Linked DNA regions of Mus musculus: all the other regions are linked to region 1. A link is a loop called in an ENCODE intact Hi-C map of the cell type or tissue named here. Cell type or tissue: left cerebral cortex. All regions are shown on one strand. Each heading gives the region's core, and the rest is flanking DNA. Links, peaks and the distances in the headings are about the cores only.

Region 1 (7,632 bases), core at 991-5,990:
TATTTATGTTCATTTAAAACAACTAATAGTGATGTATTATTTTAAAGCATCATACAGTTAATATATTTGGAGTTATTTGAAATTTATACTGATAATTATATATGTATTTTCAGCATTGCTGTAGACAAACATCTACATAAGACTGTTCAATTGAATGTTGTTTTATATCAAACAACTTTTAAAATATTCATTTTTATTGTTACAATATTTTATACATTTTAAAGAATATGATAAAAAACATAAGGTATTGTAGATTTTGAAGGGGGAGGGCCTCTCCTGGAGGAGTTGAGGTACAAAGGGAAAGAAGAATGTGATGTAAGTCTATTTACTGAAACTGTTTTTAAATGTTAAGAAATTCAGATAAATTGGAATTATGTATATTTTCTCATCATAATGCAATAAAACTTAAATCAAAAAAATTAAATTGCAGAAGAAGAAGAAGAAGAAGAATTGCAGAAGAAGAAGAAGAAGAAGAAGAAGAAGAAGAAGAAGAAGAAGAAGAAGAAGAAGAAGAAGAAGAAGAAGAAGAGTACTACAACGACGAAGATGAAGTCAACGACTACAGAAGGTAAGCGGACACCTCATGGTCCACAGTGAGGGCCAGTGGGGTCTGAAGTGCAAGAAGATGCATCCTAGTCTGTATGCGTTCTTCAGGAAGCTAATAAAGACTGTTTGGGGTGCACAGGTTAAGCCACAGAAGATATGTTAGAGGCTCTGAAGAATATCAGACACCAGAAAGGGGTCAGAGTGAGACTACCTCCCTTTGATCCCTGCTTTCTGTCTGGATGTTGCAGGAGGTTCTGTGAAAACCGTAGAGGATACGAGGTAGAGTGAATGGCACTGTTTGGATCTGGTGCATCATCCATCCTCCCAGGGCCCAAGTGCCTTGGTCACCTGCACATGGGGGAAACTGTAAGTGATGCTGCCTCGTAGGGCACATGTCCTTCCCCACGCCCTTCCTCTTCCTCTCTTGGTTCCTTTTATTACTTTGTGACAACATTCCTGACAAAGCAAATGATGGAAGGGTTTAGTCTCCTTTATAATCTGAACACTTACAGTCATCCTAATTAGTGTCAGCTCTCAGCTTGACACAGCCTAGTTATCTAAAAGAGTCTCAATGAGGGACGGCCTCAACTAGATTGGTCTACAGGCAGGTCTATAATCATTTTTTTCTTAACTGTTAATTGATGTAGGAGAGCCCAGCCCATGTGGGCTCGCCATCCCCACATGGGTGGGCCTGGCCTGTATAAGAATCCTAGTTGAGTAAGCCAGACAGACCCTCTTCTCTGCGGTTCCTGCCTCTGCTCCTGATTGAGGTCCTGCCCTGACTTTTGCTGAATGGCGGCTCTGTCAGGAAGAATAAGCCAAACAAACCTGTTCCTCCTCATCAGTGTTTCCTGCTGCAACAGAAAGCAAAGCAGAACAGCCCACCATGATAGGGGAGATATATGGGAGCAGAGGTGTGCTGTCTGGTACACTGTGTGCGCTCAGGGAAACAAAGGTGAATGGTGGTGCACCACCGGCTTTCTTCTCTTTTTCCAGTCAGCCCAGGACCCCAAGCCCATTGGGAGCAGCAGGATGCTTCTGCGCCCTACATGGTGCTGCCTGCATCCAGAGTGGATCTTTCCTCTTCAATGGAAGTTCTCTAGAAACTCCTCAAAGACACACACCCAGAGGTGTCTCCTAGATGACTCTCTGTTCAGTCAAGTTTATCACGAAAATTTATCTTTATTTACATTTCAAATAGTATCCCCTTTTCTAGTTTCCCCTCAGAAAATCCCTTACCCCCTTTCCTCTCCCTTGCCCCCCCAACCCACCACTCTCGCTCCCTGGCCCTGGCTTTCACACACACACACATGCACACACACACACACACACACACACACAGAGAGAGAGAGAGAGAGAGAGAGAGAAACACACGGCCTCTGATCTAGTTCCTGCCTCCATGTTCCTGCCCTGCTGATGGACTTAAAAGCTGTAAGTTAAAACAAACTCTTTCCTCCCCAAATTGCTTTTGGTCATTAGTATTTTATCGCAGCGGCAGAAACCCTAATACAGTAAGTAACCCAAAAATGCATACTATACGTTGGTTTAAATCTCTGTGTAAATTTTTGGATATTGATGCTGATAGGACACTTGAGCTTTCTAGTATGCTAGAAACGTCATGGAGAATCAAGAGGTTCAGCTGGAAAGCCAGAAAACAGACCTGATTGGGGATCTGGGTTAGTTTTTTTAAGACTCAGAACATGAAACTGGGCTAGACAGTCCCCGCAATTGGGAAATAGAGGCAGCAAAATCAGGAATTCAAGGATACTCTGAGCTATATGGGACTCTGCTGAAAGACGAGAGAGAGACAAAGAGAGGGAGAGAGAGAGAGAGAGAGAGAGAGAGAGAGAGAGAGAGAGAGAGAGAGAGAGAGAATGTTCCCGATTCCAGTGCAAATCTGAGCCATCCTATAAGGCTCTAGAACGCAGTCTTTCTTCTCTGGTTTGACCACGAAATGCCTAGGAAAATGTTTAAATACTCAGCTTGCTAAAAGCTGCACATAAACATTGTTAAGACCTGCAATGGAAGGAATCAGTTGGCTATTGAAGGGCCCAGTGGTGGGCCAATCAGAAGGCAGTTTGTCCACAGGCCCGTCTTGCTTGGTCCAATGAATAAAGAAGATCTTGACAAGCTTGTCCCAAGCCTAGGTGGGGATCAGAGGGTAGCATAGCCATCTTCAGAAACCCCTCCCCTTATTGCGGGAAGTGAGGGTCCGGTGGCATTTTAACAGAGAACCTGCAGAATCCTTAGGTCTTCAACACATACAACACCCTCACTTACTCCTGAATGGAGTCTAAATGAAGTAGCCTTATCTGAGAAACTTATGTATTCCTTACTTTAATAAACTCTTCCAGCAGGGGGCAGCATTGACCACAGTACCGAGTGACATCAAAATCTGCTCTGGAGTTTGAGGATCAGAGAATGTCTAGAACAGAGTTCTCTATTGCCTTCACTGGGGTGCTGGCTCGTGCTAGGTTTAACTGTCTGTCCTACAACAAAAGGGTGTATGTCCTGAGGGAGTGGAGACACTTGGCCTCCAGGAGGCCAGGTTTGACTTTCCAATGAGAATCCACAAAAGGAATCACAGCATACATGCCTAATGGGATTCCGAACCTACTAAGTGCTTAGTACACAGCAGGCACTCACTACTCAGGAGCCTTCGATCCCTGCTATCCCTGGTTCAAACCCAAGAGACCACCAAACACCTGCATGGCTCTAGGTCCCTCAACACCAGTCTCAACTCTAACCAACAGCTGTCTGCTAAGAGTTCCGAGCCTGAAAAACTCAGGCTTCACGTCCGTTCAGCGTGGTACCTATGTGGACCCTAGCTTTGAGGCTGAACCAACAGGAACTGGAATTCTAATTCTAATATTCACTCCCCATGGACATATGTAAAACACTAATAAAACAGTGACCTGCCAAGTGCTTCAAGTTTCAGGTGTATAGAAATTATTCTTACAGCTATTCTGCTGTTCCAGCAATTGAACTCCATTGTCATCTCAATTTCCAGGACAACCAACACACCAACTGGCACAGTTTACAGTCCACAGAAACATGTTCCAGGTACACCTTTTCTGATTGCTTTGGTTTATATGTGAGTGCCCCATCCCCCACCCCAATCCGACCCCCACTTTCACCCCCCTCCCCCCAACCCCCACCATGAGCTCATATATTTGAATGATCAGTCATCAGGGAATGGCACAACTTGGAAAGGATTGGGCGGTGTGGCTTTGTTGGTGGGAGTGTGTCACTGAGGGTGGACATTGAGGTTTCAAAAGCCCATGATGGGCCTAAGTATGTGATCTCTCACCCTCCCTCTCTTCTCCAGTCCTGATGGTCTCTTTCTGCAGACCTGAACATAGCTCTTCACTACTGCTGAAACACCGTGCCTGCCATGCTGGCTGTCATAACAGACCATGCTTCTGAAGTGGTAAGCCAGCTCCAGCTAAACGCTCTCCTTTATAAAGAGCTGTGGTGCCCACGGTGTCGTCTCACAGCAATAGGACAGTGACTAAGACACATGCACACTCTTCTCCAGTCTCCACATCCTTCCGTCTGTCCCTACTCTGTTACCTTGTCCTGTTTCTGTGTGTACACTTAGTCAGGCTTCCTTGGGTTAACGTTTTTCTCGGGTGTTTGTTTTAGGTTCTCCAGGATGAAGGCATTGGATGTAGGGAAGACTTGGCACACATTTCTTAATGGAGGCAGGAATCTTCTGCAGGTCACTTACTGAATCTCACCCTGCCTGAGACACCTTCCAAGTGCAAAACAGACTTATCTGTTGGTCTTGTCTCTGGCCTTTCCTCCAGTTGCCTAAACAGCACACTAAAAGATACCAGGAAGGAGGAGGTACCAGCTGGGATGTCTGGCAACCTGGGAGACAAAGGAGCCAATAGCTTCCTAGTTGGATAACTACCACTTCAGTCCCTACACTGCACCCAGGCTAACTAGGCACATTCCCCAAGGTTATTTTTGCTCTCCTTGCCATGTAATTTCTAACAGTGTGCCCTCTGTGTGTTCATTATCATGTGACCTGTGCAAATGCACGCAGCATGTAGAAACCAGAAATGGAACAACAACATCACCCACATGCAATCCCTCTCCACTTTCTACTGTTTTTGGGTTTTTGGTTTTTTGTTTTGGTTTTTTGTTTTTCGAGACAGGGTTTCTCTGTGTAGCCCTGGCTGTCCTGGAACTCACTCTGTAGACCAGGCAGGCCTCAAACTCAGAAATTTGCCTGCCTCTGCATCACAAGTGCTGGGATTAAAGGCCACCACCACGCCTGGCTTCTGCTTCTTTTTAGAGAGGATCATTCACTGAAAATGAAGCATGCCCACTGAGGTAAAGTGGACAGGCTGCCAGCTCTTCTCTGTCACACAGGAGCTAAGATCAGTGTGCTATGGATCGCTGCCTCACCATTGCACAGCCAAAGCTAGCATCCCAGACTTGAAAACCCCAAGACTGTTCCCCTCTGACTCCTACATCAGCACAGCCATTCTCTACTGACCACCAGGCTGGGCCTCTTCACTGATGCTTAAAAAGCTTCTTACCTCCAATATTTACCCCAGCAAGCCTGTTCTCAGGGACCTGAAAGCACAGGCCACTGGGGTCCAGGAAGGACCTGAAATCACAAGGGCCAGCTACTACGAGGCTTAAACCTGTTTCCATTCCTTCAGAGGACAGGTCCACCCAACCTCCAGGCAGTGGACAATCACAAATGCTTGCTTTCATTTCCTCTCCGTTAGGCTTCAAAACTTGGGAGCACACGCTGTACCTTAAAGCTTCTTTGTGTTTCTGGTTCTTGGCACCTGTCTACAGCGGCCCAGTTACCTCTTCAAATGCAAACAGTGCTTCAGGCCACAGTGGAACAGGCATGCCTAGCAGATGGGTTTAAGAGGGCATCTCTGCAAACTATTAAGATGCCAGCAATGGGGATGTCAAGACGAACAAAGCAGGCTCGTCTCTCCAAAACTTTTCTTCCTGGAGAACAAGGACTGGGCTGCAGAGCTTTGCCACCGCACAGCACCCAGCAACAATTATAGCTGTGGAGATCGGGCCTTCCTCTGAAGAGGACATTTATCAGTGGGGAAAGCTGCTAACTTCTACACTGTGTTATGGCTCCTGCTCTACTTGGGAAGTGCATGCCAACCCCTAGAAAATGAGAACTGCCCTAAGATTACATACACTGGTGACCAAGACCTCTACTGAGATGCCAGGGCAATGAGACTCTGTCATTGAGAAGCTGACAGGAAATGTTGACTTAATCTCTCATTTAACCTAGATGAAATTTTCCTGCGGTGGTATCCCCTCAACAGACTCCTAATCTCACACTCAGAGGAGGATAGGCTGTGTGTATGCAGCCAACACAGCAAAGTGCTACATCCTTTCCTGTATTTCCACATGGACTCTGCTTCCTTTGGCAAGGGCTGTGGAGAAGGCAAGTGAAAGATCTGGCCGCTGAGGCCTGCCACTCCTCCAATGGCAAGCTAATGAAACACTATCATCCCAAACCTACAAAGGGCACTGCCTCCTGATCAGCCACTGTCTCTGGATCCAGGGGACCCACCCCTCAGCAGGTCCTGTCATGAGACACCTGCCACACCAGACTCAGTCCCGCAGGCAAGACTCATAAAAGTGGCTCTCTTTCTTTAACAATTGTAAGTCACATTCACACACAAAAGTACCTGTGGTGTCCCTAAAGGGATCTGAGACACCCCAACCTTACTCACCTTGGCTCCACAAGACAATCTGACTTTTGTAACACTGGGTGTCTGCCTCCTCTCATTCCTAGCTAAACCATTTCCCCCAAGCTCCACCCTCTTCCCCCCCAACTCACCACACATGGACCACTGGGAACCAATCCTATGCAATTGACTTCATGCTACCTTTTTTAATGGGTACATGGTATACCTCAGTAAAATCCTATTATCTATTATCTCCTCTGCACCCCCCACAGCAGCACACACAGAGATGATTGACATACTGTTCTGATGTGGACCGAAGGCTCTACACTGGCCCAGGCTCAGAGGAAAGGTGACCATCTCACTGGACAAAGGTAACACTTGCTGCTACTAAAAATAATTACAGACCTGCAGCGTTCTGGTCCAGGCCCATAGAGGGCTAGCTTCAGCCAGACCTCTCAGCTGTAAATTGACAGTAAGGCATGCTCTGCTGACCCAGAGTGCTGGTATAACAAGCACATATGATAATGTAAAGGGGGCTGGAGAGATGGCTCAACAGTTAAGAGCACTGACTGCTCTTCTGAAGGTTCTGAGTACAAATCCCAGCAACCACAAAGTGGCTCACAACCATCTGTAATGGGACCTGATGCCCTCTTCTGGTGCATCTGAAGACAGCTACAGTCTACCTAACATATAATAATAAATAAATTTTCGGAGCGAGCAGAGGTCCTGAGGTCAGTTCCCAGCAACCACATGATGGCTCACTACCATCTATATAGATAGATAGTAGATAGATAGATAGATAGATAGATAGATAGATAGATAGATAGATAGATAGATAGATAGATAGATAGATAGACAGACAGACAGACAGACAAGACAGATGATAGATAGATAGATAGATAGATAGATAGATAGATAGATAGATAGATAGATAGATAGACAGACAGACAGACAAGACAGATGATTGATAGATAGATAGATAGATAGATAGATAGATAGATAGATAGATAGATAGATAGATAGATAGATAGATAGATAGAGACAGATGATAGATAGATAGATAGATAGATAGATAGATAGATAGATAGATAGATAGACAGACAGACAGATGATAGAAAGACAGATAGATAGATAGATAGATAGATAGATAAATAGATGATAGAAAGATGATAGACAGACAGACAGGCAGACAGATAGATAGATTACTCATATACATAAAATAAATCTTTTTAAAAAATATTGTACAGGGAAATCACACCATAAACACTGGACAGAGAATAGTAATCATGTCGTCATTTCGAGTGGAAAACAGTTCAGACAGGGCCCAGCTGTGGGCGGGCCTAGGGTAAATGTGGCTTTTATTTCCTGTCAGGGAAAGAAGTAAAAGTGTGGCTTTCCCAGG
Region 2 (7,632 bases), core at 1,631-6,630, 73 kb after region 1:
CTCTACTTCATCCCGAGTGAGTGAGGGTTTTTTTTTTATGCGTGCCTTATTTTCTTTTTTGTTTCTCTCTGGCTCACAAAGAGTTAACAAACTCTGAGCCTTTTAACTAATCAGCTAAGAGGAGAAGCCCAAATAATTAACTTCTTTTCTTAATCTCCTGCTGCTAACAGCAAGTGTTAATCACCAGAAGTCAGTGACTTTTGGCCACAAAATAGCCAAGTGTTAAGAAAGGTAAATATTACCAAACTAAGCCACATTAGCCTTCATTTCTGCTGTCCTCAGTACCTGGTATTGAGGCTGGTCCGCAGCAGTAAGTTGCCTTGGTGTTTTGTCACAGCAACAGAAAAAAATGACAGTTCCAAGTGCACCATCCATGATTACTGGTCAATCAAGAACCAACTGCAGTCTCTGACACAAGCCAGCTTCCCCTCCCTGGATGAGGACTCCTGGGAACATCTTTGTCTGTGAAGACTGGCTTACTGATTAACACGCAGTGGGGTGAACAGGCAGGAGGGAACATTGCAGATCCAGAGCCTAATTACCTTATCTTGGACTAGTTTTAGCCCCTAAATTGTCACTCTTTGCCAACCTCTGTGTTGGAACTAACATTCTGTGACTAATAGATAAAGACTGTTTAGAGTCTATTATCCCAGTAGGCCAGTAGCTTCTGCCAACCCAAAAGCTAAAAATATCATCAGATATAGCCTCTGTGGCCCATAGGATAACTTCCCCCGCACCGGCAATTACAGCGTCTCTGCTGCACCCAAGAAGGTATGATTAAATTGCCTGGATGGTGGCATCTTTTGTTCTGTTACTATAAAACTTCATGAACTATCTCCACGGAGGACCATGGAACCTGGGCTAATGTAGCCCTGTGTTTCCCAAGTGTTGGTCACTCAAACTTGGCTCCAGAATAAATGACCTTTTGCTGGGCGATAGTGGCACACACCTTTAATCCCAGCACTTGGGAGGCAGAGGCAGGCGGATTTCTGAGTTCGAGGCCAGCCTGGTCTACAAAGTGAGTTCCAGGACAGCCAGTGCTATACAGAGAAACCCTGTCTCGAAAAACCAAAATAAATAAATAAATTAATTAATTTTAAAAAAATGACCTCTTATTCCCTTTGAAGTAAAGAGATGTGGTTTTTGTTTTGTTCTCTCTCTCTCTCTCTCTCTCTCTCTCTCTCTCTCTCTCTCTCTCTCTCTCTCTGTGTTTGGTTTGGGGTATTTTTTGTGTCAATTTCTCTTCACACTCCCCAGCCACCTCCTGCACACTCTGTAGCCTGGGGTAGTCCAGAGAAACCTCTGCTTTCCACTGCTGTTTGTAATACAAGGGGGAAAAATCACTACAGAATAGCAACAAAAGTTGTGTCTTAGTTAGGATTTTTTTTTTAGATTTATTTATTTATTATATGTAAGTACACTGTAGCTGTCTTCAAACACACCAGAAGAGGGCGTCAGATCTCATTATGGATGGTTGTGAGCCACCATGTGGTTGCTGGGATTTGAACTCCAGACCTTTGGAAGAGCAGTCGGGTACTCTTACCCACTGAGCCATCTCACCAGCACGGATTTTTTTTTTAATTTATTTATTTATTATATGTAAGTACACTGTAGCTGTCTTCAGATACCCCAGAAGAGGGCATCAGATCTCATTACAGATGGTTGTGAGCCATCATGTGGTTGCTGGGATTTGAACTTGTGACCTTCAGAAGAGCAGTCGGCGCTCTTAACCGCTGAGCCATCTCTCCAGCCCTAGTTAGGATTTTTAATTGCTTCAACAAGATACACCATGACCAGAAAGCCAGTTGGAGAGGAAGCCAGTTTATTTAGTGTAGACTTCTAGATCATAGTCTATCATTGGAGGAAGACAGGAACTCAGGTAGGGCTGGAACCTGGACGTGGGAGCCTAGGGATGGCACCACCCACAATGGGCTGGGCCCTCCCCCCTTGATCACTAATTGAGAAAATGCCTTATGGCTGGTTCTCATGGAGGCCTTTCCTCAACTGAGGCTCCTTTCTCTGTGATAACTCTAGCTTGTATCACGTTGACACACATAACCAGCCAGTACAAGTGCTTTTGCTGACATGCCTCAGGGGTAGAACACAGGCTTAGCCAATACAGATCCCCGGGTTCCATCTCTAGCACAGGACAGGATGGTTTTCAGGAGTTGGGGATGGGTGATCTAGTCAATGTTTGCTGAGTTCTTTTCCCACCATCCCTCCTGAAAATGTCATTTGGGAAATCCTCAGCTGGGCAGCTTGGAAGGGACTGACAGACACTGCCCGCAGCACAAGTTGCTGATTTAAACTGACAGAGTATCCCAAGAGCACCTAGGGAGGTCACGGGCTTCAGAGAAGGAAAATTCCTGAAGAAGAAACAGGACACTGTTCTTCATAATAATAAGGATGTAATGCCTGGAAATATGCAGCCATTAGACACACACACACACACATATGTATATATCATGCATATGAGTCAGATGTGCTGGCTCTATTTGATATATGCATACAAGATTTTTAAAAAATACACACAATGGAGTTTTATTCAGCCATAAAGGAGAACAGAATCAATTGTAGAGAAATGGGGAGAAGTGGAGACTCCACTCTAAACTCTGAAAGGCAAACACTGTGTGTTCTCTTCCATATGCGGAATCTAGGTTCTAGGTTAAAATTTTCAACCGAGCTAGCTCGGTGGTTAGGAGCACTGGCTGCTCTTCCAGGGGACCCCGGCTTGATTTCCAGCACCCACACAGCAGCTCACAGCAATCTTTAACTCCAGTTTGGGGGATCCAAGTCCCTCTTCTAGCAGTCCCTTCTCCAGCACCAGGCATGCATGTGGTACACAGGCATAGATGCAGGCAAAACACCCATACCCATAAGTAAGTAAATTAAATTCAGACATTAAAAAGAAGGGGACAATGGGGAAAAAAGAAGGAGCCAGAGGGAGGGAAGAAATGAAACTAACAGAGTAGAAATGACCCAATGTACACATGCGACCCATGTACACGTAAGAAAAGCCATATGTAACCCATTACTTTGTACAATTGCATGCTAATAAAATGTTATGATAGTAAAGTTTGTTGTGTGTATTCTACTGTTTGGGGGCCTTTCAAGGCAAGGTCTCTCGGGATCTCTGCTGGAATCACTGTCACCCTACCCGATCCTACTGTAAAAGCAAATTTCCTCATTCTTTAATTTTTGAAATCTGGGACACAGGGAGATGCGAGGTGCTAGTAGCTGCCTGGTGAGATAAGAGTTCACTCAGTGCAGCCCTTGTCTCCGCCCCCTCTCCCCAGTTACCCCCCAACCTCCGCTCCTCGGGTGTTCTGATTCCTCTCCCATCATAGGTGTGGCCGCCTGAGCCTCACCTAGAGTTCTGATGTCCACTCCTCCCAGGCACTGGAGCCAAACTCTGAAGCTATCTGAAGCTAACTTTTCTCCACCTATGCTCCTTGCCATTTCCAAGGGTCACAAGGGAGCCTGGGGGCTGGGGAGGGGGATAGTGTTGGAGAAATGTGTGTCTTAGTCAGGGTTTCTATTCCTGCACAAACATCACAACCAAGAAACAAGTTGGGGAGGAAAGGGTTTATTCAGCTTACAGTTCCACATTGCTGTTCATCACTGAAAGAAGTCAGGACTGGAACTCAAGCAGGTCAGGAAGCAGGAGCTGCTGCAGAGGCCATGGAGGGATGTTCTTTACTGGCTTGCTTCCCCTGGCTTGCTCAGCCTGCTGTCTTACAGAACTCAAGACTACCAGCCCAGAGATGGTCCCACGCACAAGGGGCCTTTCACCATTGATCACTAATTGAGAAAATGCCTTACAGCTGGATCTCACTGAGGCATTTCCTCAAGGGAGGCTCCTTTCTCTGTGATAACTCCAGCTGTGTCAAGTTGACACAAAACTAGCCAGTACAATGTGCAAAGTCCTCGGAGTGACAGCTGGGGACCTGAGGATAAATTAAAAGGAACTGTTAGCTCCGGAAACGCCCTACTAGAAACTATCCCACCCCCGCCCTAGAACTGATGCTTCTTATTGTAGGCTCTCTGGCGCTCTCTTGTGTCTTGTTCCTAAATAGCCAACAAGATACAGTCTAATCTTTTGAATGCGGTTTTTAAAAGTCCAAAACAGATTTTGCAGATGCTATGCGGGACACTCCAAGCCTGAAATGGGTCCCCCACCTACGACGTGGCACTATTTGCGAGATGCTGCCATCCACAAATTTCCCTTCCTCCCACCCCACCCCCAGGGCTTTTCCCTAAATTCAAGCCTCAGGAGAGCGGAAGGGGAGGCGCAGAGAGGACAGTGGTGGATTAAGGAAGGTGGGCTTTCGGTAGCATCCCTACGACCTCCGCCGCGAGCTGCTACCAAGGGTGGCTGCCCGGGCCCCGCCTCTGCCCCGTCCACTCAAGTCACCTGTGTCCCCAGCTGCCTCAGGCGCGTCTAGACCGCTGAGGGCTGCAAAGCTCACAGCCGACCCAGCCTGCGAGCCCAGCAGATGCCGTGGCTCCACAGCGGAGCTTTGGGGAACCGCAGGTTCCTCTCTTCACCAAGGGCACTCTCAGCCTGAGCTGGCCGTGGCTCAGCTGAGGTTTGTGGAGGGAGTGAACGGCCAGCCCCTACTCGGCGGACCTCCCCGTGGTCTTTGTGTACAGTATATAAAAGGTTGTGGCGGGAAGGGGGTGACAGCGAGGGGCACAAGCGGAGGGGGTGGGGAGGAGTGGGAGTGGAGAGATGAGTAAGACGCTCCACTTCCAGAGGTCCTGGGTTCGATTTCCAGAATTCCCGTGGAAGCTCTCAATTATCCACCTCCTCTTCTGTCTGCCCCGGGCACCAGCACGAGGTATACACAAATAGATACAGGTAAAAACGCCCAAATACAGGAAGGGAGAGAGGGAGGGAGGAAAAAGAAAAGAAAGAAAAGACCCCACAAAGCACTGGGAAGGCAGAAGCAATAGCTCTGTGAGTTTGAGGCCAACCTGGTTTGCATAGCAAAGTTCCAAGCCAGCCCAGCCACATACTAAGACCCTGGTTTAGGAAGGAAGGAAAGAAGGAAGGAAAAAGAAAAGAAAAAGAAAAATGTTAAGTTGGAGCACGAAGCGTGTTCTGAATGTGCAGCCCCTTGCACCTCACTGAACAGGGCTGGATGTCTTCTCTTCCTTCACATTGTAATATAGGAAATCCTCGTTTCTCTCTCTCTCTCTCTCTCTCTCTCTCTTTTTTTTTTTTTTTTTTTTTGCATTTCAAGGAACAAGAGCTGTTGTTTTGTATTATTAAAATAGCATCTAGCCGGGCATGATGGCGCATGCCTTTAATCCCAGCACTCGGGAGGCAGAGGCAGGCGGATTTCTGAGTTCGACGCCAGCCTGGTCTACAAAATGAGTTCCAGGCCAGCCAGGACTACACAGAGAAACCCTGTCTAGAAAAACAAAAAACAAAACAAAACATAAAACAACAACAACAACAACAAAAAAAAAACAGCATCTAAGTCTATGCAGCAGAGAACGACCAGAATCTTTTAAAATTCTTCTACTTCCACTTCCAGAGAGCTAGAATAATGTGTTTGCCATCGTGCCTGGTTCACGCAGTACTTAGAATTTGAACTTCATGCGTGCTAGGCAAGGACTCCATCACTAAGCTACATACTCAGGCCTATACTTCTAATTTATTTCTTATTTATTTATTTATTATATGTAAGTACACCCGTAGCTGTCTTCAGATGCACCAGAAGAGGGCGTCAGATCTCATCACGGGTGGCTGTGAGCCACCATGTGGTTGCTAAGAATTGAACTCAGGACCTTGGGAAGAGCAGTCAGTGCTCTTACCCGCTGAGCCACCTCTCCAGCCCCTCTAATTTATTTCTTTTGAGATAAATTCTCTTCTAACCCAATCACAGGCTTAGGCCACTACGCCCAATCCAACCCACATTTTTAATATATTGGTATTAGTATGCTCAGACTTCTGATATGAAATGAAACATTTTGTTTTGCTGTACCACGGTGATGGCACCCGAATTATCAGATTTTTGTTTATCCTTTAATATTCACACAGGTTCTAAATACATAGTGTGGTAAATAAGAGGCCATTTGAGCATAAATAAAAATTATATATACATAAAAAAAGCTCTGGTTTAGACAAAAATTCCCCTCCAGAGCAGGCATGTCAGTACATACCAGCACTGGTGAGTGTCAGTACATACCAGCACTGGTGAGGTGGAGGCAGGAGAATTGACAGCATGAAACACAGCAATATCTGGTCTTAAAATGCAAAATGAAAGGAAGATTAGGAAAGAAATTTTTTTGAAGCTTACCATCTGTCCTAACACTGAGAAAGCAAGGCTTTGTTTCCTGAATTCTCATAAATATTTCAAAGGTTAAGATAACCAACTAAGATAAGTGTGACAGTGGTGTTCCTGTATTAGTATTTACTGTGCCAGGTAGCCCTGCCAAGGCCATAGGAAGAAGACCTCCCTCTAGCATTTATTCACTGAGCCAGGATGTTCCCATGTCCTCTCCCTCCTGCATCTCCACCTGCACCTGTGCCTGTGCCTGCACCTGTGCCTGTACCTATGCCTGCACCTGAACCTACACCTGCACCTACACCTGTGCCTGCACCTGCACCTGCACCTACACCTGTACCTGCACCTGTGTCTGCCACTGGAGATTCAGCTTCCAAAGAAATACTAGAGAACAGGCTTCCAGATGGTTTGAGAACGGAGCTGTTGGTGTTAGGTGATTTTCCATTCCCCTAAGTCTTGCTGAAATCCCTTGTCCCTACATTGAAACTCCAGCCCCTACCCCTCACTGCCATTGCCAAATGCAGGTACCCTCCATCACCTGCATCCTGATATTGGGAAAGACATTTTCTAAAGATAAAACAGCTTTGTCTGGACAAATAAGTGCAGAGGGAGAAACTGCAGGCAGGCACACAGCCCCAGCATTTTGCAGTTAACTTTCCATTCCCCATACTTCTCATATAAGCTCCAAGTATCCCCTTCCTGCAGAAGAGTGTCTGTCCCTTGCTATTTTGAGATAAACAGTCCTGCCTGCTCCAGTAAGACTGGTCTCTATCTGCCTTCTGTTTTTCTACTTTGCCTCAGACATCTAACACCAACAGCAGATAACAGTTATATGCCAACACCATGTGGCTAGTGGCCTATTGCTGTGAGAAAGACCATGAGCAAAAGGAACTTGGGGAGGAAAGGGGGTTTTGGGGGCACATATCCAGATCACAGTCCATCACTGAAGCTCAAGCAAGGCAGAAACCCGAAGGCAGGAACTGAAGAAAACAAAAAGCTTGCTTGCTTTTAAAGATTAATTTATTTACTTACTTTATGTATATGAGTACACTGTAGCTGTACAGATGGTTGTGAGCCGTCATGTTGTTTTTGGGAATTGAACTCAGTACCTCTGCCCACTCCGGCCCAAAGATTTATTTATTACTATATCTAAGTACACTGTAGCTGTCTTCAGACACCTCAGAAGAGGGCGTCAGATCTCATTATGGATGGTTGGGAGCCACCATGTTTGTTACTGGGATTTGAACTCAGGACCTTCAGAAGAGCAGTCAGTGGCCTTACCCTCGGAGCCACCTCGCCAGCCCCAAAGTTCTGCTTTCTTACACAATCCAGGGCC
Region 3 (7,632 bases), core at 933-5,932, 130 kb after region 1:
ACCTCAAACTCAGATCTACCTGCCTCTGCCTCCCAAGTGCTGGGATTAAATGTCTGCACCACCACTGCCTAGCCAAATTTAAATATATTAAAAAGCACTGTGTATTGGTGCACACTTGTTTTGTTTAAACATTTTTTTATAAGATTTATTTATTTTATGTATGTGAGTATACTTTGTTCTCTTCAGACATACTAGAAGAGGGCATCAGATCCCATTAGAGATGGTTGTGAGCCACCATGTGATTGCTAGGGATTGAACTCAGGACCTTTAGAAGAGCAGTCGGTGCTCTTAACCGCTGAGCCATCTCTCCAGCCCTGTTTTGGTTTTTTTTGGAGACAGGGTTTCGATGAGTAACAGAGCCCTGGCTGACCTTGACTTGCTTTGTAGACTAGGCTGGCCTTGAACTCACAGAGACCTACCTGCCTCTGCTGCCTCCGAAGTGCTGGGATTAAAGGCGTATGCTACTACGCCCATCTAAATTTATTTTTCTAAACTTGAAAAATATTCCATTGTGTAAATGTACAACATGGTTTTTTAATCTTTTCATCCATGATAGACATCTAAGTTTTTTGCAGTGTCTGGCTATTAGGATATGAAGAGTAGTGAGTGAGCACGTGTCTCTGTAGTAGGATGTAGACTCTTTTGCGTATATGCCCAAGAGTGGTATGCCTCCTGCATCTTAAGATCTGTTTCCACCTTTCTGAGGAACACCACGCTGATTTCTATGGTGGCTAGATAAGTGTGCTCTCCTAGCAGTAGATGACTGTCCGTCCCCCTTACTCCACATCCTCCACAGCACAAGCTGCCATCTGTCTCATTGATCTTAGCCACTCTGACTGATGTAAGATGAAATCTCAAGCCGGGCAGCGGTGGCGCACGCCTTTAATCCCAGCACTTGGGAGGCAGAGGCAGGTGGATTTCTGAGTTCGAGGCCAGCCTGGTCTACAGAGTGAGTTCCAGGACAGCCAGGGCTACACAGAGAAACCCTGTCTGGAAAAAAATCAAAGTATTATTTGCATTTCCCTGATGATTAAGGACGTTGAACATTTCTTTGTTTCCCTGTGATTTATGTCTCGTCTTTTGTGAACTCTATTTAGTTCACACTCATTTTTAAATTATGTTTGAGTTTTTTGGGTTTTGTTGTTGTTGTTCTGAGATAGGTTTTTTGTTTATTTGTTTGTTTGTTTTTCACATAGCCTTTGTTATCCTGGAATTCTTTACAGACCAGGCTGGCCTCAAACTCCAAGATCCACCTGCTTCTACCTCCTGAGTGCTGAGATTAAAAGCATGTACCACCACTGCCTAGACTCTTCTAATGATTTCAAAGTTGTAGATATATTCTTTACTCTTTGACTACAGATTCAAGTGGAGATTTTTTTAATGTGCATATGTGTTCTACCTGCATATATGTGTATGTACTACATGCTTGCCTGGTGCCCACGGAACCTGAAGAAGGCATTAGATTTCCTGAAACTGGAATTAAAGATGACTGTGAGCCACCGTGTGGGTGCTGGGAGCCGAACCCATGGTTTCTGCAGGAACAACAGAGCTCCTGACCACTGAACCTCTCTGGCCGCATCATTCTTGCTTTTGGAGACAAGGTTTCATATAGCCCAGGCTGGCCATTAACTGAGGTTACAGGAATGAGTCCTTATAACCAGCATGCAGCACCAGATGAGGTAATGCCCTCTTCTGGCCTCCATGGTCATATACACTTGTGTACACAGTACACAGACATAATTAAAAATAAAACAAACAGGGGGCTGGTGAGATGGCTCAGTGGTTAAGAGTGCCGACTGCTCTTCCGAAGGTCCCGAGTTCAAATCCCAGCAACCACATGGTGGCTCACAACCATCCATAACGAAATCTGATGCTCTCTTCTGGAGTATCTGAGGACAACTACAGTGTACTTACATATAATAAATAAATAAATCTTAAAAAAAGGGAGAGAGAGAAAAATAAAACAAACAAACAAAAAACTTTTTTAAAAGAAATGTTGTATGTACTTGGGATTGTTGAAAACAACAAATACCTAGCATGACAGTGATGGTTGAAATATACTGGAATTAAATTTTTCAAAAATCAAGTTGAACTAAAATTTAATTATGCTTACAGAATAATCACCAAAAAAAAAAAAAAAAAAAAAAAGGCTATCCTTGGGGGAGATGGCTCCTCTATAAATGCACTCTCTAACAAGCCTAATGACCCGAGTTCAGTCCCTGGGACCTACAAAGTAGGAGAGAAATGACTCTGTCCCTCAGTTTGTCCTCTGACCTGCATACAAGTGCCATGACTCACCCCCACCCCCACCCCCACATATGATCTCTGGAAATAAGTGTAATCATGATGTAATATTTTTAACTTTAAAAAAAATGCTGCAAAACTATACTCTGCCTGATGTCAACATTATAAAGCATACCATTTTAAGAAGTAAGTAAAAGGAAAGGGCTCGGGGTTTAATTCAGTTGATGGAGTTCTTGCTTAGTAATCAGGAATCGTGGGGTTGATCCTCAGGAGCACATAAACAGGGTGTGGTAGCTCAGGCTTGTAATCGCTCGCGGCCCTGGGGAAGAGGCAGGAAGATCATAAGCTAAAGGTCAACCCTGGCTACAAAGGGAGTTCGGGATCCTCCTGAACTACATGAGACCTTGTCTCAAAACGAAAGGCAAGGAAGACAGCAGAAGGGGGAGAGAGAGAGAGAGAGAGAGAGAGAGAGAGAGAGAGAACACCAGATGTGGCACACACTTGGGAAGTGGAGGCCTGAAGCTCAGGAACTCAAGTCCAGCATGGGCTACACGAGACCCCGTTTCACAAGGAGAGGCGGAAGGAAAGGAGGAGAAGGAAGAGACGGAGAGAACAGAGTGGCTATGTAATGCTGGGCCTTGCCCTTGCTAAACACATGCTGTCACCAAGCTTCACACTCAACCACCAATCAGCATTTCTTAATAACGCTCTCTGTTGGGGCTGGTGAGATGGCTCAGTGGGTAAGAGCACCCGACTGCTCTTCCAGAGGTCAGGAGTTCAAATCCCAGCAGCCACATGGTGGCTCACAACCATTTGTTACGAGTTCTGACTCCCTCTTCTGGAGTGTCCGAGGACAGCTACAGTGTACTTACATATAATAAATAAATAAATAAATAAATAAATCTAATTATGGCAAAATGTACAGAGCATGTTAGCTTTCCACCATACCCTTATATTGAGAACAGGGTCTTAATCTGTAGACCTGACTGACCTGGAACTCTTGATGTGGATCAGGCTAGCCCCTCCAGATCTGCCTCTGCCTCCAGAGTGCAAGGATTAAAGGTATACCCCACAGCCAGTCTCATCGTACCATTTCAACATAGTTTAGTAGTGTTGAATAAATCCACATTTGTGTGTGTTCAGTGTCCAGAAAATTCTAGACATGATACTGACTTTTGTGGTGTTTGTTTTTTGAGATACTGTCTCTCTGTAGCCGAGGTTTGCCTAGAGCTTGCTTCATGATACAGGCTAGCCTCCAACTCAAGATCTCCTTGCCTTCATCTCCTTAGTGCTGGGATGGCAAGTGTGCACCATCCTGCCAGGTTTGAATCCAGTTTTGGAAGTCACACCCGGAGCGGCTCAAGGGGTTGTAGCTCAGTGGTAGAGAGCTCTTGCTTGCCGTGGCCAAAACCCTGAGTTTAAGCCCTAGAAGCAGAAAACAGAGACGAAGGGTATACCCCCTCTGAATGTACATTCTCAACAAGAAGAAACAAAGAAGGAAAACTGGAATGGGGGGGTGGGGAGAGAAGCAGATGTTGGAGAGGAGGCCAGTGTCTCCATTATTGTGTTACTCATGTACCGCCTGACCTGCATTCACGCTTGCTCAGTGCGAAAGCATCCGAGTGTGCTTCTAGCCAGCCAGTGAGAGAGTGGGAGTCCTCTGAATTCCGCTCCCTGAATAGGGTAGAGGCTTCTGCACTGTGGTTGAGCTACTAGTGTTGCTTCTGCCCCTGACTCTGCTTGGAGCTGATAGGCTCTTAATTTATTGGTCTCCCTGATAGGTGGTGAAGGTGGCTTGCCCCTGGGGCTAAAACTGTTTACTGCCTTGGAGTTCTTTGAGTAAAAATCACCTTGAGTTGCCCTGGAGTCTTGTTTCCTGGGCCTTATAAATCTGCTCAGCTGCAGCTCGGCTGCCAGGTCTTTCCTCCCACTCCCCCCTGAGACCTTGGTGTGACTTGCTACTTCTCATTGACTTTTATCTCTCATTTCCTTCTGGCTCAGAACTCTGTGCTCACAGTTAGAGCCCCCTTGTCCCAGATGATAAATACCAGTTAAAAGCCACTGTTGTGGGTACATGCCCCTATCAGAAATGAGAACAGTCAGTCTCTGGGAAAGGCCACTGTGTACGCAGAGAGTGTGCGCTCTGGTGACGCATGGCTTTAGCTATCGTGTTTTCAGAGTGTGGGGTAGCTTTTGGTGGGGTCTCAGAGGGAGCTCAGAGGTAGCAAGCTGGGCTGACTGGCAGGCGTCCTGCATGTACACTGGATACCCGGGCCTGGCTCACTAAGTGACAACTACCAGATACCACCAAGGACTCATTCTTTCTCTCCTTTATTTTTTATTTTATGTATGTGATTATTATGCTTGCATGTATGTCTGTGAACAGCGTATGTGTTTGTGTGTGTGTGTGTGTGAGAGAGAGAGACACGAGAGAGAGACAGAGACAGAAAGTCACCATGTCGTTGCTGGGAATCGAACCAGGGTCCTCTGAAAGAGGACCAGTGCTCTTAACCACTAAGCCATCTCTCCAGCCCCCCCCCCTTATTACATTCCTTTCTTTCTTTTTTTTTTTTAAAGATTTATTTATTTTATTATATGTAAGTACACTGTAGCTGTCTTCAGACACACCAGAAGAGGGAGTCAGATCCCATTACGGATGGTTGTGAGCGATCATGTGGTTGTTGGGATTTGAACTCAGGACCTTCGGAAGAGCAGTCAGTGCTCTTAACCACTGAGCCATCTCTCCAGCCCCCCCCTAATTACATTTCTTGACAACATGTGCCTCTGCAGAGTCAAGACCAGAGGTGTGAGAACTGTAAGCCAAGTAAGGTTCTTTGATGCTGTGGATCAATCCTGGGGCCTTACCCGTGCTAGGCAAGTCTTCTGCTATTGAGCTGCCCCGAGGCCCCTGGCTGTTACAATTTTAAAGGATAATAAAGAAAACAAACAAACAAACATGTAACCAACTCATACCTACTCTACAGACTCCAAAGTCCTTCTCTCTTCTCGTCAGCCGCCTGGTTTCATCCTTTGTGGAAAGTGGCTTTCTAAGCCGGGTGTGGTGGCGCGTGTTTTAACACCTGGGAAGCAGGGGCAGGTTGATCTCTGCGAGTTCCTGTCTCTGCTGACTCTTAACCCCTTCCCTCTTCCTTCCCTCTCCAAAGAAATACCAGCCCTCGGATCCCGCCTTTGCCTACGCGCAGCTGACCCACGATGAGCTGATCCAGCTAGTCCTCAAACAGAAGGAGACCATCAGCAAGAAGGAGTTTCAGGTGCGGGAGCTGGAGGACTACATCGACAACCTGCTAGTCAGAGTCATGGAGGAGACCCCCAACATCCTCCGAGTGCCGGCGCAGATGGGCAAGAAGGCCGGAAAGATGTAAACTGCGGGAAGGAGGCGTGGTCTGAAGGAGGCGTGGTCTCCCTAGTAACTAGCACACCGGTTCCGAAGGCCTGCTGTGTGCATCATCTCTCAAGAGTTAATTCTCCTAGCTGAAAACCAGATTAATGATTACAACGAATCTTTTACTATACATCTCCCAGCGTTTTGTTTTTCAATGCCACTGTGCCTTTGACTACATTGTAAATATCAGATTTGATCCGATGTGTTTTAACGCCAGGGTTGTTGCCCTTTGATGCTGAGATCTTCCGGTATGGATCCTCCGTGAAGGCAGGCTCAGGGTGAGATGAGAAAGGGACTTTGGGATGTGTGCTGTTTCACCCGCTCTCTTGGCCTTTGAGCACCTCGGTTGAGGCACAAGCTCAATTTTTAATTCGGGTAAACCCGAGGACTCAAGGGTTGTTTTGGTGAGGGTTGGTTTGGGAGGCGTTGTTCTGTTTTCAGGGTGGGGTGTTATGTAGCCCCGGGCTGGGGCTGCTCTTGAACTCACTGTGTACTGAGATTGGCCTTAGATTTCTGACCTTTCTGCCCCCCACTGCCAAGTGCTAGGATTACAGCCGTGTTTGATGCCTTCTGGTCGGAGCACGGTTGTTTACATAAAACCTCTGAGCATGCTTCTTAGATTTTTGAATATGCCTTTTACAATTGGCAGTACCCTCTGGCCTTAAAAATATGTTCTCCATGGATTGGGGGATATAGCTCAGTGGGTAAGGTGCTTGCACTACAAACCTGATGGTCTCCGTTTGGATTCTTAGCATCTATGCTAAAGCCAGGAAGAGTGGCATGTGCCTGGGTGGGGGCTGGGCTGGGGGAGGGCAGAGCCAGGCAGATCTCAGGGGCTCACTGGAAACTCCAGGTTCAGTGAGGGACAGTCTTAAACAATAAAATGAAAAGCTACCATAGACCTCTGCCCTTCATGTGGTCACACACACACACACACACTGCTCTTTAGATCTATAGGGCCATTTCCTGGAGACATGAAAGAACTAAAGAGTCACTTTTCAGGCTGGAGTGATAGTCTAGTGGTTAAGAGCACTCACTGGCTGAACAGTGGACCAGGTCCAGAGGACTTGGGTTCAATTCCCAGCAACCACATGGTAGCTCACAACTGTCTGTAATTTCTGTTCAAGGGAATCTGACCGTGTCACCCGGACATCCATGCAGACAAAATATCAATACACATAACATTAAATTTAAAAGGAAACAGAGAGTCGGTCTCTCCTCAGGGTTCGGGGTTCCTGTTGCCCCGCTGGCCTTTCCTAGGTGGGGAGGGGACTGAGTTCCTCTACAGCATCTCTGTGAGGTGGAGGATGATTTTAGGACCGGACCTTTGGCCGTTTCCTGCCATCGGCTTGTCTCAATGGCGTTTCCTGGAAGGGAGTAGACAGTCCACTGATTTCTCAAGATGAAGGAGGCTCAGGCAGGGGCTGGGTAAGTGCTCAGGGGTAGAGCGCCCCAGCCACACGTCAGCGGTAAGGAACAGTTGTGAAGAGCTACAGGATGGCATCTGCTTCTTTGCTGCTACCTCCTGATTTGGGGAGTTTTGTTGCTGCTATTTTGAGACAGATCTCACTGGCTTTAAGCTTTTCACACATACACACACCCCCACCCCCACCCCCGCCTCAGTTTTTCAAATTTCCAAATACTGGAATTACAGGTATGTGCCACCATTCCTGGTAGATCAATGTATTTTTTTTTTTATAAAATGTACACACACACACATATATATATATACACATATATGCACACCTTAATATATATATATATATACATATATACACACATCTTAAAACACACACATATGTATATATACATACACATATAGATGCACACCTTAATATACACACACACACACACACACACACACACACACACACACGGCCGCTTTTTCACTAGTAGAGGGAATTCCATTGCTGGTCACCTCATTCTGGAATTAAAATGTTTCATGATTTTTTTTTTTCTTCCTGGTAGTAATAAAAAATCTCACT

What was found. Hi-C counts contacts between places; a loop is a spot of excess contacts. Peaks named below come from ENCODE experiments on the same cell type or tissue, not always from the same donor. Only the 100,000 strongest peaks of a DNase experiment are listed, where the experiment ranks them.
Region 2: it touches region 1 in a loop (2.8-fold over the local background); 12 of 42 quality-filtered maps call a loop at or near these places.
Region 3: a loop joins it to region 1, with 3 times the contacts of the local background. A loop is called at or near these places in 22 of 42 quality-filtered maps.

What each region holds. Positions count from the first base shown.
Region 1 is chr8:27,275,455-27,283,086 of GRCm38, reverse strand. It overlaps Eif4ebp1 (eukaryotic translation initiation factor 4E binding protein 1), which reads right to left. Exons shown (of 3, transcript NM_007918.3): 3 at 7,431-7,632. Among named protein-coding and RNA genes, the nearest start is that of Eif4ebp1, 19 kb to the right of the region's middle. In left cerebral cortex, for the core only: a CTCF peak has its summit at 2,893 (motif pointing right); a DNase peak (open chromatin) is centred at 2,907.
Region 2 is chr8:27,203,439-27,211,070 of GRCm38, reverse strand. It overlaps a transcript of Got1l1 not described here. Among named protein-coding and RNA genes, the nearest start is that of Got1l1, 4.7 kb to the right of the region's middle. In left cerebral cortex, for the core only: a CTCF peak has its summit at 4,071 (motif pointing left); DNase peaks (open chromatin) are centred at 4,223 and 4,420; H3K4me3 peaks cover 704 bases; H3K27ac peaks cover 227 bases.
Region 3 is chr8:27,141,171-27,148,802 of GRCm38, reverse strand. It overlaps Rab11fip1 (RAB11 family interacting protein 1 (class I)), which reads left to right. Exons shown (of 6, transcript NM_001080813.2): 6 at 5,409-7,632. The coding sequence ends at 5,627. It overlaps 4933416M07Rik (RIKEN cDNA 4933416M07 gene), which reads right to left and starts at 5,893. Exons shown (of 4, transcript NR_045840.1): 1 at 5,442-5,893; 2 at 5,218-5,324; 3 at 2,420-2,563. In left cerebral cortex, for the core only: no CTCF peak of the experiment used is centred there; a DNase peak (open chromatin) is centred at 3,879.